Linked DNA regions of Homo sapiens: region 1 is linked to region 2. Evidence: chromatin loops called from intact Hi-C (ENCODE). Cell type or tissue: OCI-LY7. All regions are shown on one strand. Each heading gives the region's core, and the rest is flanking DNA. Links, peaks and the distances in the headings are about the cores only.

Region 1 (8,000 bases), core at 1-8,000, 700 kb after region 2:
GCTAACTGGGGAATCCTCAGCCCTTCGAATATTTTCTGGCACATAGTATGTGCTTAATAAACAATTAAGGAATCAATGAATAAGCAAGCCATAGGGCCTGCTGTGAACTGGAGTATCATGACCTGCTTAAAGGCATTCACACTTGAAAATCAAACAAGCAAGCCCAAACAAACAAAAAACCATGCCAGCCAGATATACCATCAAAGAGAGGGTGCTGGGGTACCACACCCACTGTGCCCACTGATGGAAGTAATCTTTCACAGGTAGAGAACACTGTCCACCTTCTAGATACTTCAGAATCGATAGAATCACGCAAAATACAGAGAAAACAAAGACAAAAAGACAAATTTGGCTCTTTTTCTTTCTTTCTTTTTTTTTTTTTTTTTTTTTTTGAGACTAAATTTCACTCTTACTGCCCAGGCTGGAGTGCAATGGCACAATCTCAGCTCACCACAACCTCTGCCTCCCGAGTTCAAGTGATTCTCCTGCCTCAGCCTCCCCAGTAGCTCGGATTACAGGCATGCACCACCACATCCAGCTAATTTTGTATTTTTAGTAGAGATGGGGTTTCTCCATGTTGGTCAGGATGGTCTTGAACTCCTGACCTCAGGTGCTCTGCCTGCTTCGGCCTCCCAAAGTGCTGAGATTACAAGCGTGAGCCACCGCACCTGGCTAGCTCTTTTTTCAACCTACATTAGAAAATAGCATTAATTTTCTGGGCGCGGTGGCTCACGCCTGTAATCCCAGCACTTTGGGAGGCTGAGGCAGGCAGAGCATGAGGTCAGGAGATTGAGACCATCCTGGCTAATACGATGAAACCCCGTCTCTACTAAAAATACAAAAAATTAGCCGGGCGTGGTGGCCGGCACCTGTAGTCCTAGCTACTCAGGAGGCTGAGGCAGGAGAATGGCGTGAACCTGGAAGGCGGAGCTCGCAGTGAGCCAAGATCGCGCCACTGCACTCCAGCCTGGGCGACAGAGCGAGACTCTGTCTCAAGAAAGAAAAAAAAAAAAGAAAACAGCATTAATTACATCCGCACATTGCCCACCCTGCCTGACCCTCCTCTCCCCTACTGAGACACTGAAGGGCCTGGAGCGCTGGCAAGGGGTTCTCACCACCAAGATGACCTAGCCCAGGATGTACACTTTGTCCCTACGGGCAGAATTCCCTTCACCAGGGAACTCCAGATGGCCAAGCAGGCGTGGGTCAGTGGAGCACTGCCACCACACGAGCTCAGCCTGGTGACCCTCTCCTCCCACCCTTCCACTCTCCGCAGGCAGTACCATCAGGGATGAGCTGAAGCCCCGGTGGCACCAGATCAACCACACAGACTAAAATAGTATCAGAAAGGCTCTGAAAATTAAATTATCATTGGAACCACAGCCCCCAAAGTAGGCTAGGGCCTTCCTGCTAGACCTAAACAGGGTGGCTGGGTTTAAAATAGGACTCAAGAGTCTCCTAACCTAATGGTCAAAATGTCCAGGATACCATAGGAACTCACTCATCATACCAAGAACTAGGACAGTCACCACTGGCATGAAAAAAGATGATCAGAAGACCTCAATGCAAAGATGAATCAGTTGCTGCAATTATCTGACAAGGATTTTTAAAGCAGCCATCGTAAAAATGCTTCAATAATCACAGTTATCACTCAACAAACAAAACCAGAAAATCTTTTCAAAGAAATGGAAGTTATTTTAAAAAGAACTAAATGGAAATTGTGAAACTGTAGAATTTGATAATATAAACCCCAAAAATGGACTCAGTAGTAGAGTGGAGATGACAGGAGAGAGTCAATGAACTTGAGGACAAAAAATATAATTTACCCAATCTGAGCAGTAAAGAAGAAATAGACTGAAAAAATTAAATGAACACAGCCTCAAGCACAATAAGAAAAAATCCAACATTTGTGTCATGGAAGTCTCAGAGGAGAGGAATAGAGAGTAGGACTGAGAGAGTATTTGAAGAAATAATGGCTGAAACTTGCCAAATTTGTCAAAAGACATAAACCTACAGATTTAAGAAGCAGAGAAAAACCTAAATAAGATAAACCCAAAGAAATGCATGCAAAAACACACCATGATTACATTTCCAAAAACTAAAGGCCAAATATCCTGAAAGCAGCCAGGGAGAAACGATAATTATCTGCAGGGGAGAATCAATTCGAATGACAGCAGGCTTCTCTGAAACCATGCAGGCTGGGAGGGAGTGGCGTGACAGTTTCCAAGGGTTCAAAGAAGGAACTGTGAAGCCATGAATTCTAGAGTCAGTGAAACTATTCTTCAAGAATGAAGGGAAATAAAGATAGCCTCAGATTTAGGAAAAGTACAAGTATGTGTCTCTAAAAGACCCACCCTTAAAGACTGGCTAAAAGAAGTTTCTCAAACAGAAATAAAATGACAAAAGAAGGAATATGGGAGCATTGGGAAAGAAGGAAGAACAGACACATAGATATATATACAATAAACTACTCCTTATGAGTTTATAAACCAGGTTTGAGGATTGAAACAAAAATTATACCAGCAGTCCAGGCACAGTGGCTCACATCTGTAATTACAGCACTTTAGGAGGCCAAGCTGGGAGGATAGCTTGAGGCCAGGAGTTTGAAACCAGCCCAGACAACATAGTAAGACCCCACTGCTACAAAACAAAACAATAAAAAATTATACCACCATCTGATACTCAAGACAATGCTATTTTTAAGTGGGGAAGGTAAAGGTATCTAAATTGAAGTAAGACTTCCATACTATCCCAAAGTGATAAAATGTTGATACCAATAAATTACATGTATATTGTAAAATCCAGAGCAACCGCTGTAAAAATTATGCAAAGAGATAACACTGAAAAATGCTACAAGTCTGCATGTTGAGGAGATAGTGCGATGATAACAGTATGTTTCTTGAGCAATTTACAAGCCAGCCAACTATCCCAAGAGCTTTACAAACGCTATCTTAGTTAATTCTTAACACAATGTTATGTGATTGGCAGTATTAGTCTTATTTTATAGATAAGGAAATGGAGGCTTAAAGATGTTAATACATTTGTCTAAGCACTTACAACTTATAAGTCGCTGAGCTGAGATTTGAACCTAGGACAATCTGATCATTACACATACTGCCTCAGCTCTCTCAAAGAGTCTGCATATGTAATTTGGTATGTTGTTGGGAGAAAGCAATGGCCACAGTCCCCTTGGTTCAGAAAAATAAATGGAATTAAGTGCAGTCCATAAAAGCCACTAGTTTCTCGTAGTATCTGTCTGTAGAAGCAAACAGAGATTAAAAATGTACTCAGGACACTTATGTAGCTGTCAAAGTAAAAGTTACATAACAAAGAAAGAGGGGTAAATCTAAGCATTCCTCTGCATACCCAGGATGGAAATTCTTCTGGAGGTAAGCACAGAAGGATAGAACTTCACCTCCATCTGTCAGACACTCAGCCATAAATCAAAATGTGGAAAAATGGACATGTTAGCATATACATGAATAGTTCTTGAACTGGTATCACTCCCGACAATCTGTAGCATTTGAACTTGTACTGTTAAAGAGCAGAAAGTAGCTGTTCTAGTCATCACAGTAATGTAATACTTGGGAAAATGGAGCAGCACCAGCTAGCTTTTAAGAAAGAATTATCAGCAAGTACTATGAAAAGCTAAGGATCAGGCAGGGAGAACTACCATCATAGAAGTTCTGTTAATAAAAAAGCTAGTTTTACTATTTCTTTGCTTTTTATGTTTTTTATTCTATTCCTCCTCCCCGCTTTTTCTAAGGTATGCTATGAGACTAAAAACCCACTCAGGCCCCAATGCCACACCAGAAGACAAACAACTGGCTGCATTATGGTGAGTGCCCATCTCCGCTTAGAATAGCAGCCCCAGCCTCGCATGCCATCATTGGCAAACCAGGTGCTGAAAGGCATAGTGTTTGCCCAATGTCTTCTAACATACAAAGCCCCAGAGCAGTTCTAATGACCAGGGAAAGTCCAGACCATTTTTTGCTGCCGTACTATACATGATCTGAATTCACAGTGATTGAAAATCGACAGGCCTACCAAAGTGCTGGGATTACAGGCATGAGCCACTGTGCCCGGCCTAATTTTTGTATTTTTAGTAGAGATGGGGTTTCACCATGTTGGTCAGGCTGGTCTTGAACTCCTGACCTCAAGTGATCTGCCTGCCTCAGCCTCCCAGAGTGCTGGGATTACAGGCGTGAGCCATCGCACCCGGCGCAGCCGCTTACTTTGAAAATGATGCCACAGAAAAAAGGGAACGATCGGGTAACCTATAGTTCCTTTACCTGTCAGCCCTTTCTTACTCATCAGTAGGTGGAAGGCAGAGAATGTTGATAGAATACATGTCTACCAAGCAGTGAAATAAAGACAGTTGAATTAAAAAATAATAATAACAGCAACAGACACAAAAAAGGTCTCAAATTGTTACCTGTCCTGGATTTGGTTGGTAGGAGGAGATGGTGCCATTGCACCCAGAATGTTGGTATTCTGGATGTCAGCATCAGATCCGAGTTAGCAAATAACTGAGTGAAGAGCTCCAAGGAAGAGAGGATAAGTCTCAGAAACGCCTTTTGTGCCCCTTTCAAACTTTAAGTCCCATATTGGAATAATACACTAAATGACAATAATATGATTATATAAGATAGAATACTGATATATAAATAAGTATACAAAATATTATAGGAAATAATAAAATGATGGCACCTATTCCCAGCATAGTGTTTTTGTTGTTTATAATGATGGCACCTATTCCCAGCATAGTGTTTTTGTTGTTTATAAAGTACATTCATGTTTGTGACTTTAGTGGAGCTGCTTATAGTTCAGTAACATCAGGTGGCAGCGTCGTCCTTTCCGCAGAGCGGGGCTCGCCCGCGAAGCAGTGAAGGCTGCGTACTAGAGCTACCTCGCGCCTCTCGTGGAGAGACAGCGCCCTCTCGTGGTGGAAGAAGGAAGCGGCCGGCCCCTGTGACCCAACAGAGTGATTCACCTAATGCTGTAAAATTATCTAGTGATAAATGTATTTATGGAATACCTTCTTGGAATTTTGAATTCTATTTTTGGACAAAAGATGTTCCCTCACAGACATTATATGCACGTATAGAAAGATTTCCTATGTAGAAACAAGGTATTGTTATTGAGTACCTTAGAACAACAACAAAAATGTTTAAGTCTTGTTTGCGCACGACGCACTCAGCCGCTTCTGGGCCTGTTTCTCTTTTCGCCTGCAGTTACCGATGCCTGGCCCTCCTGTACTGGCGGATGTTTCGACTCAAAAGGGACCACGCTGTAAAGTATTCAAAAGCACTAATCGACTATTTCAAGGTACTGTCTAGTGAATGAGCAGAATTGTTCCTTAATTTCACTTGTCTCCCTGTCAAATTTGTGAAGCACCTGGTAGACTCCATTGCTTTGGGGTTAATGCAGGTCACCTCTGGTCCCCAAGGTAACCCCATTTATGCCACACTTGTGGCTTTCAGGCCTCAGAATGGACCTTTGAGAGCCCATCTAATGTATCTCCCTGCCTTCTTGTCCAAGTATTTTTATTTTTTTATTTTTATTTTTTTATGTATTTTTGGAGACAGAGTTTCACTCTTTGTTGCCCAGGCTGCAGTGCAATGGTGCGATCTCGGCTCACTGCAACCTCCGCCTCCTGGGTTCAAGCAATTCTCCTGCCTCAGCCTCCCAAGTAGCTCAGATTACAGGCGCACACCACCACGCCTGGCTAATTTTGTATTTTTAGTAGAGATGGGGTTTCACCATGTTGGTCATGCTGGTCTCGAACTCCTGACCTCAGGTGATCTCCCCGCCTCCACCTCCCAGAGTGCTAGGAATACAGGTGTGAGCCACCACGCCCAGCCTTGTCCAGGTATTTTTATGGCTTCAAGAGAAAGAAGATCCAGTTACTCGTTCCACTGTCCTAGGAAATTCATCTTTATAGCTAACATAAATTCCTCATGCTCACTTAGAGCTTCTTTTCCTTAGAAGTAACCCCTTAGAGCCATTCCCTCTTAGCCAGTCTCTAGTAGCTTATTTAATTTTTAATGGCGTTATTTAAAATGGTAAGAGATGGCTTGTTAGAACTCAGAAGCAGTAGATAGCAGTGTGTAGCTATAGGGATAAAATTGCAAACCATGCCACCTTTTACTTATCTCAGGGAATGAAATTATTTTCACTGGGAGAATAAATTTTTAAAAGCCTTCGCTGATGTACTGTTGTGAGGTCGACCTTACATTAATAATTAATTTGAGATTTCTGGTCCTCTTCTCTGTTTATCTATAGAAACTAGAAATTATGCCGTCTCTATCTCCAACAGCCCTTTGTCAGATACACAACCATCATTTGAGATCTGTTCATGCCCAACCTCCTCTAGAGGTGATCTCTAATGGCCAGGCTGTGCTGGGGGTTCCTGGGGTATGTTCAGCACACTGCCTTCCAATTGTGCATGTAGAGTAACCAGGTGCTAGGCCATGGACATCACTTTCTCAGCCCATTGACCGTCCTGTGTCTTCAGGACAAGAACCAGCACTGAGCCTTCCCTTTCCTTCAGGTGCCTAAAGTCAACATCAATAGTGTTCAAAAATCCAGAACGTAAGATCTACTACTAAAGAGAATTATTACAGTCAAGGAAAATGCTTGAATAAAGAAGGAAGCTGAATTCTGTAAGCCGCCAGGGGCTACAACAAACTTTTAAGGGATACAAGTTCTTAATATTCTCTGCAGCCCACTAATACATACAGAATGGGTAGAAAACACGCCAGGCGTGGTGGCAGGCATCTGTAATCCTAGCTACTAGGGAGGCTGAGGCACGAGAATCGTTTGAACCCGGGAGGCAGAGGTTGCAGTGAGCAGAGATGGCGCCACTGCACTCCAGCCTGGGCGACAGAGTGAGACTTTGTCTCAAAAAAAAAAAAAAAAAAGGAAAACACAACCAGAAAATCAGAGTTGCTCCTCAAGGAATTAATGTCATTTACCCTTCATCAAAAGCTATTTTTAAAATTTTTTTAATTAATCAACAACAAATTGCGTGTACTTATGTATAATGTGATGTTTTGATATATTTATACATTGTGGAATGATTAAACCAAGCTAATTAACATATCCATCACCTCACATACTTACCGTTTTTGTGATGGGAACATTTAAAATCGATTCTTTTAGAGATTTTCAAGTATACTATATATCATTATTAATTGTAGTCACCATCCCATACAATAGATCTCCAGAACTTATTCCTGATAACTGAAACTTGGATACAAAGTTTCAAGGACTTTTTTTTTTTTTCTGTCCCGTTCTGTTGCCCAGGCTAGAGTGCAGTGGTACAGTCGGAGCTCACTGCAGCTGTGAATTCCTGGGCTCAAGCAGTCCTCCCACCTCAGCCTCCCAAGTCGCTGAGACCACAGATACACACCACCACACCCAGCTCATTTTTTCATTTTTTGTAGACAGAGGGTCTCCTTGTGTTGTCCAGACCCTTCTCGAACTCCTGTCCTCCAGCGAGCCTACTGCCTTGGCCTCCCAAAGTGCTAGGATTACCAATGTGAGCCATACACCCAGCCTCAAGGGCTATTTAAATGCTACTTTGAGTTCAGAAACCATGAAATCTTTAGGTACCCAAGACAATTTGGCTATATGTGTTTTATCAGTACAGAGCTATCTCTAAAAAAAAAGAACTTTGTTCCTACCGGTATTTCTTGGGCATGGGGCTTAGTGGTAGAGGAAGAGAACTCAAGACTTCTTTTTTTGTTGTTTTTTTTTGAGACGGAGTCTCGCTCCGTCACCCAGGCTGGAGTGCAGTGGCACAATCTTGGCTCACCCTAACCTCCACCTCCCAGGTTCAAGCGATTCTGTCTCAGCCTCCCAAGTAGTTGGGATTACAGGCGTGTGCCACCACACCCGGCCAATTTTTTGTATCTTTAGTAGAGATGGGGTTTCACCATGTCATCCAGGCTGGTCTCAGACTCCTGACTTCAGGTGATCCACCCACCTCAGCCTCC
Region 2 (9,172 bases), core at 1-8,000:
ACATGATAGTGCTCACTGGAGAGCATCCACCACAGAAGACGCTCCTAGCAGCCAAGTAGGCGAAATGACTCAGTCAGGTAACATGGGCCAGCCTGTGTCATTGGCCCCCCAGTGCTGGCACAATGGTGGCAGGGATGGAGGCTATGAGTGAGCCCAATGGCACAGCCTTCTACTTACCAAAGATAATGTAGCTACTGCTTCCACCAAGTGTCCAGTCTGCCAGTAATGGAGACAAATACTGAACTTGATAGAAAGCCGAAGGGCCACTGACTCATTCTGAAATCTAAATAGACTGCTACTCTGAGTACAGATTTCTCTCCCAACCAGAAGGCCTCCATCAGAAGCACTAAGACAGGGCTCATGGAGTGTTGGCTTTGTCGGCAGTGGACAGCACCTCCATTGTGAAGGACGCAGCATGGGCTGTGATGGTGGATGCCTGTCACCTACTGAACTAGACAGGAGCTTCTGATCTTATAGGAAATTGGCATGGCTGTTAAAGGCCTAGTGCCAGCTCACAGGCACTACCTGACAAGAATGGGATGCTGTCCTCCAGGATGCAGGAGGCACTTGGGATCAAGCACTTTTACATGACACTTTGTCCCCAGTAGAAAGCCCTCAGGTCTGGAAACCAAGATGTGCTGACTCCAGCTCCCAGAAGCCAACTTGGAGCATCTGTGCTTCCCATGCCCTGAATTCTGAGCTCTGCAGGTTGAAATGTCTGGGTTTCCAAAGGGAAATTTTTCCCTGGGGACACAGCGACCCAACCCCTCACTCAAACTCAAAGTAAGGGAGTGAACTGCTAAGGTCACAGACTAACCTGGGCCTATGCTAGGCCCCAGGCCTCCTGGATCCCTGCCTCTGGCCGGACCACGGTCTCAGGCAGGACCACTGCTTCTGATTCACACAACTGCCGCCAATGCCCTTTCACAGAGCGCATGGCCTCCGAAGGGTGGAGTCAGGCCAGGCAGTGTGGGAGCGTCCAGAAGATTCAGCACAGCATGCGTGAAGCGAGCACCTGCACCCAGCTGACACTCCCTGTGGGGAGGGAGGGCTTAGGGCTGGGGAGAAGGAGAAGGGTGGGTGTGTGTGTTGGGAGATGAGAGTCAGACATTTCTCCATGCCCCAGGGCCCTTTTTCTTCCTCCTCCCAGTCCTGAGGTGGGGGCTCTGACTCCTAGCACTATGCATACAGTACCCTTATTTCTAGGGGAGGAGGTGGAGATCCCTGCAGTCTGGCTAGGGAGGAGAGTGTGCTGTGTCTCACACCCTTCCATACCCAGGGAGAGTGAGGGGCGTGGTATTCCACACACCCCTGAGACCTAAGATCCCTAACATGGGCCTGGTGGCACACACTGTGGCCTGAAAGAGCAGTCGCTACTGCTCAGCAGATAACCAAGGTGCCAGCTGAGCGGAACCAGCCTCACAGGCCTGCAGAGGCTCAGATCTGCATGTTGGCCCAGACCCCAAAAATGGAACGGTAGGGTGCCCTCAAACCCATGCTCAAGGGTGCACAGGTGCCACCTGCCCCCAGATGCCGCCCCACCTGGGAGATTGTCCCTCCACTGTCACTGTGTCATGATGAAATCTTCAGAAGCCTGGGGATGTGGGGACTGGCCAGAGGCATCTGTGCCCCCAACACTCAACACAGTTCCTGCACAAAGATGCTTGTGGAAGGAAGGAGGGAGGGAAGAAGGAAGGGAAAGATGGAGGCAGGAGGGAGGGGAGGAAGGAAGGGCGGATTCTACTAGAGACCTTCTCTCATTCAGTGGTTCGATGCCACAGCCCACCATAAGGCTGTGCACGCCCAGTGTCTCGCTGGATGCTCATAGCTCAAGGGGCACTTGGGGGTGCTCCAGCCTGGGCACCAGAAGCTCTGCTGGGGCTGCATCTGATTCACATAACTGCAGCCACTGCCCTTAACTTTCCTCCATCGCCTTTGCTGAAGTCAGGATTCCAGCTGAGCCCCGTTCCTCCCTTGCCTCCCTCCCTGCCAAGATTTCTCATGCGGGCCTCTGAGGAGGTGGAGGCCTGCACCCCGCTATCAGGGAGCTCGCAAAAGTGAGTTTCCATCTGCCGAAGACCACCATGCACCCCTCGGTCCGAAAAATGCCACTGACTGACATGACTTTAGAATCTGGGAGTGCTGCACACTTGGTGGGGGAGGGGGAGGGAAGCCCCTTCTAGAAGGTCTGGGCTCTCCCTGGAGACTCTGATGAGGGTCTGAGGAAGTGGGATCCATCCTGTGCTGGCTGCTGTTTCCAAGACAGTCTCAGGAACAGCAGGATTGACTACTGTTTGGGTGCCAGCAAGAGCAAGGAGGGCTCAGCATTTGGGGATTCGTAGCAAAAGAGGGGTGCAGCAAAGCGGCTCTAGGGCACGATTGGTGAGGAAGCAGTGCTCACTCAAGGGAGATCATCCTGGCATTTTCCAGCTATAGGTTGACCCCGGGAGAAATGGCATTTTCGGCGGATGCTGCAGCTGGCTTTATCAGAGTGTGTCCTCCCAGCGGGATTAACAGCTAGGCTGCTTTCTTCTCTTTTCAGTCCAGGCTGATTTTGACTGTCACAGAGAAAAGTGTTCAAGAAGATGTTGAAGAAATATTCACCCTGACTGCAAATCCCCACACTGAGAAGTATTCCTTCTATTTACTTTGTACCTCCTATAATAACAAGGACAGCCTTCTTCACATGGTTGTCATGCAAATGCCTATAGAATAAATGAATGCATGCAAGAACGAATGAGTTATATGTTTTAAATAACGTTTTGGTTTTTTTAAAAATGTGCTAAATGTTTTAGGTATGTTAACTCCTTATGCCAACCTTATGAACATGTCATAGGACAATCTATTGTTATCCTCATTTTACAGATAAGGAAACGGAGGCTTTGAGGCATTAAGGCGCTTGCACAAGGTTGCAGCAAGTGTGGAATCGGGACCAGAAGACAGACAAGACAGGTTGGTCTGACTCCAGAACCTGCAGGCTGCGATGATACAGCTCAAGAGTGACACTGCTCCCTCAGAAGCCTGTGCCACCTCTTGTATTTCGGTTGTTTATTATTTTACTTTTTTATTATACTCCAGGTTCCTCAAAGGCAAAGGACCCTGTCCTAATTCATCCCCCCATTATCTTGCACAGAGCTCTGCTTGTAGTCTTTCATGGATACTTGATGATTCAATGAATAAAGAAGAAAGAGAGGGACAGAAGAGAAGGAGAGGATGGAAGGAAGGAAAGGAGGGAGGGGAAGGAAGGAGGGGGCTGTCATTTTGGTCAAATTTCCTTCATAAGGACAAGAGATGGGTAAGGCGAGCCCTTGTCTTTTGCGCCACCTGCTGGACATCCTCCAGTACTGCAGGGGACTGGAGAGCCCGGGTATGAGCTGCGAGCAGGATTTCCCTGCTTTCCAAAGATTTGGGATACATCAGCGACGTTGACAAGGCTTCGCTGAGAACCCAGGACGAATGGCTTCAAGACGACAAACCATAGGCCATATCATTGTGAAGCAGGACCACCCTAGATGTCTCTCCACTGTCACATGCCCTAGGCAGAGTTGGACGTCCCTCTGTCAAAGAGGCCAGTTGGAAGATCCTGTTGTCAACCAGCTCCATTTCCCCGCTGACCTACATAGCTACCCTTCTTCATCTCCGCTTGATCTTCAGGTGGCGCTGTGTCACACACTCTAGCTTTAAGTTTCTCTGTGCTCAGGCCTCTTTCTTGAGTGGCTATTACTTTAAAATATTTTATATTTAAAGATATTGGAGACCTTCACTTAAAGGAGCCCTGGAATGAGTCCTTTTATGAAGCCAAGGACCTTTTCACAAAGCCAAAGGATTTACCTTTATTGTACATTTAAAAGATTTTTTACAAAATCCTGGACACAGCTGTATAAATAGTAAAAGAGGATGAACTGATTATCTTTTACTGATCATGGTGAAACCAAAATCACCTAGTTTCACAGATATGTGGAAGGTTTCTCCTGGAGTCTGTAAGAGTGACAGCAGGTCAGAGAATGGATTAAGAGTCTGGGGAAATGAACTCTTGGGCAAACTTGCTTACTAGATACAAACCGAGTATAGTGCTCTGTCCTTCCCAACAATGGTGACAGCGGCCGCAGCTCCTTCCTCAAAAAGCCTGTTTTCATGCTGCTTCCTCCATTTACAGGGAAGTATCAGTGGTTACCACGCCAAGGGAGAGTGGCTTTGTAACATAGCTTTGGAAGCCTGAGTCCTGTGTCTCTGCCCCTTTGTTAGGTGCTGTAAGGTGAAGACTGTAGGATTTGAGTCATATCTAGTTTCAGATTTTGTCCCCAGCCCTCACTAGGTGTGGTTCAGTTAACCTAAGCTCACTAAACTTCACTTTCCTCACCTGTGAAATGGGATAACAAACTCATCTGCCAGGGTTATTCTGAGGATAGATAAATTCATGTAAACATAGTAAGCTCCAAAGAAATGGTAGCTGTTATTATCCCGAGTGGAGATGGGTGAGGCCTCTAGTAATCTATATCTTCATTCTCTCCTTCCTTCTAGGAATACGCTCAGCTTACAAACTACAGTTCCAATGGCCAATACGATAAAAGGAAGTTATTGGGTGAAACCTCAGGAAATGCTATTGAAGGGGAAGCTTATGCTTCTGACAGTCAGCCTCTGAGCTTTCCCTCTTCTTTCTTTTCCCTGCCTGGGACTCAGGAGTGAGAGGGGAGCTGAAGCAGATGTCGTGACCATGATGTAGGCTTGTGGAGAAATGCCATGTTTTAGGACTGGTGAAGCAGAAGACAGAGTTGGGGTCTCTCATGACATCGTGGGGCCTCCCTAGCAGCCCTGGACCACCTGCTTCTGAGAAATTTCAGATTACATAAGAGAAAGACACCCCTACCTAGCTGAAGCCCCTGTGACTCGGCATATGTTGGTAGCAGCCACATGCAGTTCCTCACCGGCTCACACATATTAGTGGGCGGCTTTAAGGAGAGACCTTGTCACACTCTGGCCCTCGCTGTCTTTATAAAATGTGGCCATGACTTTGATAACCCCATGGGCCCTCCCAGCTCTCACATGACAGCCCCCCATTTCCCCCTCCTGAGTCTGGGGGTGACTCAGTGCAGAGTTTCCTTGGTCTCATCTGTCTCTCTCTCTCCTTTCTCTGCGATGCAGCAGCCTGGTTGGGGCCTAGAAGGCTTCAGGCCAGCCATCCAGATCACCTGTTGCTGCCCCTCCAATGTGGCCCGAAGGGGTCGCTCTCAGCGCACCTTCAGAGCTGGAGGGTCCTTGTGGCCAGCAGGCTAGGTGGACATTGTCCCTGCAAGCTCAGCCCCGCCCTTCCCATTCCAAGCCGCCTCTGTTGCCTCTCCTCCTCAGTGGAATGAAAGCAAAACTTCAGCAAAAGACAGCAATTGGAGAATTGCTTAAATGAAGAAGAAATAGCAGTCACAGCCCAATGTCCATCAAGTGGCTACATTTGGAATTGGCCACATGGGGTCACTGCACCCTCAGGAATGGAGGGACTTCGGCAGGGTGCCTCTGTCTCTGAAGCATGGACTGGAGAAAGCTGCTGCCTGTGGAAGGGATGGGAGATGCTCCTTTTCTGCAAAGTTGAGCTGCCTGGGACATGCTAAGTCCCTCCCCACGGCCAGGCGGGAAGGCGCTTAGTGTAAGGCCTTGAACCAGAGAACAGTCTTCCAAAATATTACTCTTACCGTGATTTTCATTGTTATTACAGGATTTTGGAATTCCTACGTACTCTTTTTGTTGTTGTTCACAGCTGATGAAATCTGTAGATCCTCTCTGTAAAAAGGTGTGAATATCAAATGCAATAAATCCAGGTCCTGGATGGTGAGTGAGTTTCTGGCTCTGTCTGCTGGGTCTGCTGGGTGCATGATGCCAGGTAGCGTGGTAGAGTCAAAGGACTGTGCTGCAGGCCCCAGGCCTGGGTTTAAATCTTTGCTGGCTAGGTGACCTTGGACAAGGTGCTTCACTTCTTGGAGACTTGAAAGCCTTATTTATAGAATGAGAATTCTAATATCTACCTTGGTTTGGAGTTAATGTATATGGAGCGCCTATCAGTGCAAGGCACATAGTGAGCAATTAGTACATGACCATGCTCTTCTCGGGTTAGGGAGCCCAGGAAGAAGAGAGGCTGGGGAGAAGGATCTGAGCTCAGCTATATGTTCAGATGTAAGTTCTCAGTAGCCTGGGAAAGGCAGGTGCAGGTGGAGCTGGCTGTGAGCTCAGGAGACCTGAGGCTGCCACCTAGGGTGAGATACAGCTGCAGGTATGGGCATCAGCAGGTAACTGAAGCCACTATAAGTGATATATGCCAGTGCCTCTCAAGCCTTCACACACTCAGAAGCATCTGGGTTCACTGAAACACAGATTGCTGGGACACCCAATCCTGAATACTATGTGGTTGGAACCAGTTCTTTTAAGATGCACAACACAAGGCCTGGACTCACTGCTGTCTGATGCCTGGTCTAAAGCCAAGGGGGAACTTCAGAATTTCCATTTGGTTTGGAATTGTGCCTTAGGAAGTGTCTGGCACTGCCAAGCCCTGTACCATCACCTTGTTTGTTGCTTTATTATTGTTTGGTTTGTTTTTGTTTGTTTGTTTGAGACGGAGTCTTGCTCTGTCGCCCAGGCTGGAGTGCAGTGGCACGATCTCAGCTCACTGCAACCTCCACCTCCCGGGTTCAAGCGATTCTCCTGCCTCAGCCTCCCAAGTAGCTGGGACTACAGGCACACACCACCACTCCCAGCTACTTTTTCTATTTTTAGTAGAGATGGGGTTTCACCATGTTGCATGGGCTTGTCCCGAACTCCTGACCCCAAGTGATCCGCCCGCCTTGGCCTCCCAAAGTGCTGGGATTACAGGTGTGAGCCGCCACTCCCGGCCTCATTGCTTTATTTTTGCCTCCAAAATATTTCATTTGACCAATCCCTGGCTTTGAAACACTTGAAGATTATGGGTTTAAACAGTGGTTCTCAAAGCTCATTCTTGAGAGCAGCCATGTTTGCATCGCTTGGGAACTTGCCAGACATGCAGTCTTCGGCCCCATCCCAGATCTGCCAAATGAGAAGCTCTCGGGTGGGGACCAGCCAGCTGGGTTCTAACAAACCTGCAGCAGCCACGCATGTGCTCGAGAGTCAGAAAAGCACTGCACTAGAGAAAGGGTGGCTTGTGGCCATGCCTCAGCCATTCTCCTGTTGGTGAAGTCTGCCCCCAGCACCAGCTTCCTTAAGGTGACCCTTCCTTCTTCGGCATTCCCAACCCCTACCTTTCCTGCTGCCCCCCATCAGACTCCAGGTGCTACTTGCTCATTCCTCCATCCCCTGCTCTGGCATCTAGCAGTGGGTAGCGATGAGTTCATCAGGTGTGCCAATTTTTACTGGTGGTGTAAGGGGAGTAATAAGGTCCCATCCCAGATTCACCTGCAAAAAAAAAAAAAAAATTGCATGCATTCTTAAGAACCTTAAAAAAGAGAAAGTACCACAAGGATGTATGCAGATGTGGGGATAGTCCGTGGCCTTTGGACACCCCTCAGATGGCTAATGCACAGACCGCCATTGGTGGGGCCATCATAATAGCAGTCCTAATAATGATGATGACGAGGACAGCCACAGCATCTGACATCTGCGGGCTCCTCACTGCAAGCCCATGGGCTCCACAACTATTATCCCATTTTACAGAGGAGGGAAGGCAGACTCAAGGAGCTTAGGTGACCCTGCTGCCATTCACACATCTGAGGACTGGGGGAGCAGGCTTTCCACCCCAGCCAGTTACCCCTGCCCTACACCAATGCCGTCCCCAGCTCTCTGCCCCCCAGACCCCATGGGGTGTCTCTGAAGAGACAATGCTAGCAGGAAGACAGCTTAATTGGAAGACATTTTCTTTAGGCCAACGAAGTCTATGCATCTTACATTATCTGGGCACATCTGTGGAATGAGCATCCTCCAGGAGGATGCCTCCAGGATCGTGAGCATGGAGCCAGGAGTGGGAGGGGCAGGAGCACTGTGCCCACAGGTGAACGATGGACCGTGAATGTCAAGTTCAAACTTCAGATGAGAAGGCGCTCCTCTCCTGGGGTGACAAAGGAGGGGAAATTCCTTCCTTCTGATCCATGAGAAGAGAGAAAAGGGCCCCACCCCCAGCACCCTGTATACAGTAGGTGCTCAGGAAATACAAATTGAACCCATGACTGGTCATCCGCCCAGGGCCGCCGAGTCTGGATTACTGATTTGGTTTTTCCGGGAGTCGTGTTTTCTAAGGACTCTGTTTTCTCTTGCCATGAAAATGTGCCTATTTTTAGCTTTGATTCGTGCAGGCTGCAGCATGAATCACCTAAAATGCCCCGCTAGAAAGAGCTGGGATTAGAGAGCAGGTAGTTGAATTGGACTCAGCGTCCCTGCATGAATGCAGGACCCTGAAGACCCTGGCATCTGGAAGGTGGAGGGCAGGAGGAACGCCCATGCCTTGTAGAGGGAGGGCTCTGGGCGTCCTGGGTATCTGACCCGCCTGTGTGTATTTAGTCCAGAAAAAGCAGGTTTTCACACAGTTCTTCAGTCTGATGAAATTCACCTTCAAAAGGCCCTAAATCCAAAAGCTAAAATGCAATAAAAGAAAATAAGATGCAAAGCCACGGCAGTGATTTTTTAGTTTAATTGGGAGCCTTCCTGGCTCACTCCTCATTCTCCTTGCCCCAAATTTCTCCAGCTTCTCTGGCCAGGGTCCCAACCACACTATAAAACTACCAATGACACCACCCAGGGTGCCAGGGACAGCTCAGGGCCCTTTGCATGTGCTGCCTCCAAGGTGGGCACTGGCCTGGCCCCACTGCCTAGATGGAGACACAGGCACAAAGAGACAAGTTGGCTTGCCCAGGGTTGTATAGGGGGCAGTGGCACAACTAAGGATCTGAGCCAGAAAATCAATGCCACTTATTGGTCTCTCTCATTGGCACGGGCCCTTCCTTTCCTCATCACTCCCTGGCACCCACCTGGGAGGAGCTGTGATGGCCAATCTTATGTGTCAACTTGACTGGGCCACAGGGTGCCCAGATGTTTAGGCAGACATGATTCCAGGTGTTTCTGTGAGGTTGTTTTTGCGTGAGATTTACATTTAAACCAATAGAGAGAGTAAAGCAGATGGCCCTCCCTAATGTGAGGTGAGGGGGTTGCAATCAACTGAGAG

The links. Peaks named below come from ENCODE experiments on the same cell type or tissue, not always from the same donor. Only the 100,000 strongest peaks of a DNase experiment are listed, where the experiment ranks them.
Region 1: it touches region 2 in a loop (8-fold over the local background); 74 of 110 quality-filtered maps call a loop at or near these places.

What each region holds. Positions count from the first base shown.
Region 1 is chr2:99,556,203-99,564,202 of GRCh38, reverse strand. AFF3 (ALF transcription elongation factor 3) reads left to right here. Exons shown (of 25, transcript NM_001386135.1): 21 at 3,767-3,838; 22 at 5,235-5,328. Among named protein-coding and RNA genes, the nearest start is that of REV1, 70 kb to the right of the region's middle. In OCI-LY7, for the core only: CTCF peaks have their summits at 4,724 and 4,937 (motif pointing left); a DNase peak (open chromatin) is centred at 4,902.
Region 2 is chr2:100,257,197-100,266,368 of GRCh38, reverse strand. No RefSeq gene overlaps it. Among named protein-coding and RNA genes, the nearest start is that of LINC01104, 54 kb to the right of the region's middle. In OCI-LY7, for the core only: CTCF peaks have their summits at 3,333 (motif pointing left), 5,216 (motif pointing right) and 5,422 (motif pointing right); DNase peaks (open chromatin) are centred at 3,318, 3,598 and 5,478.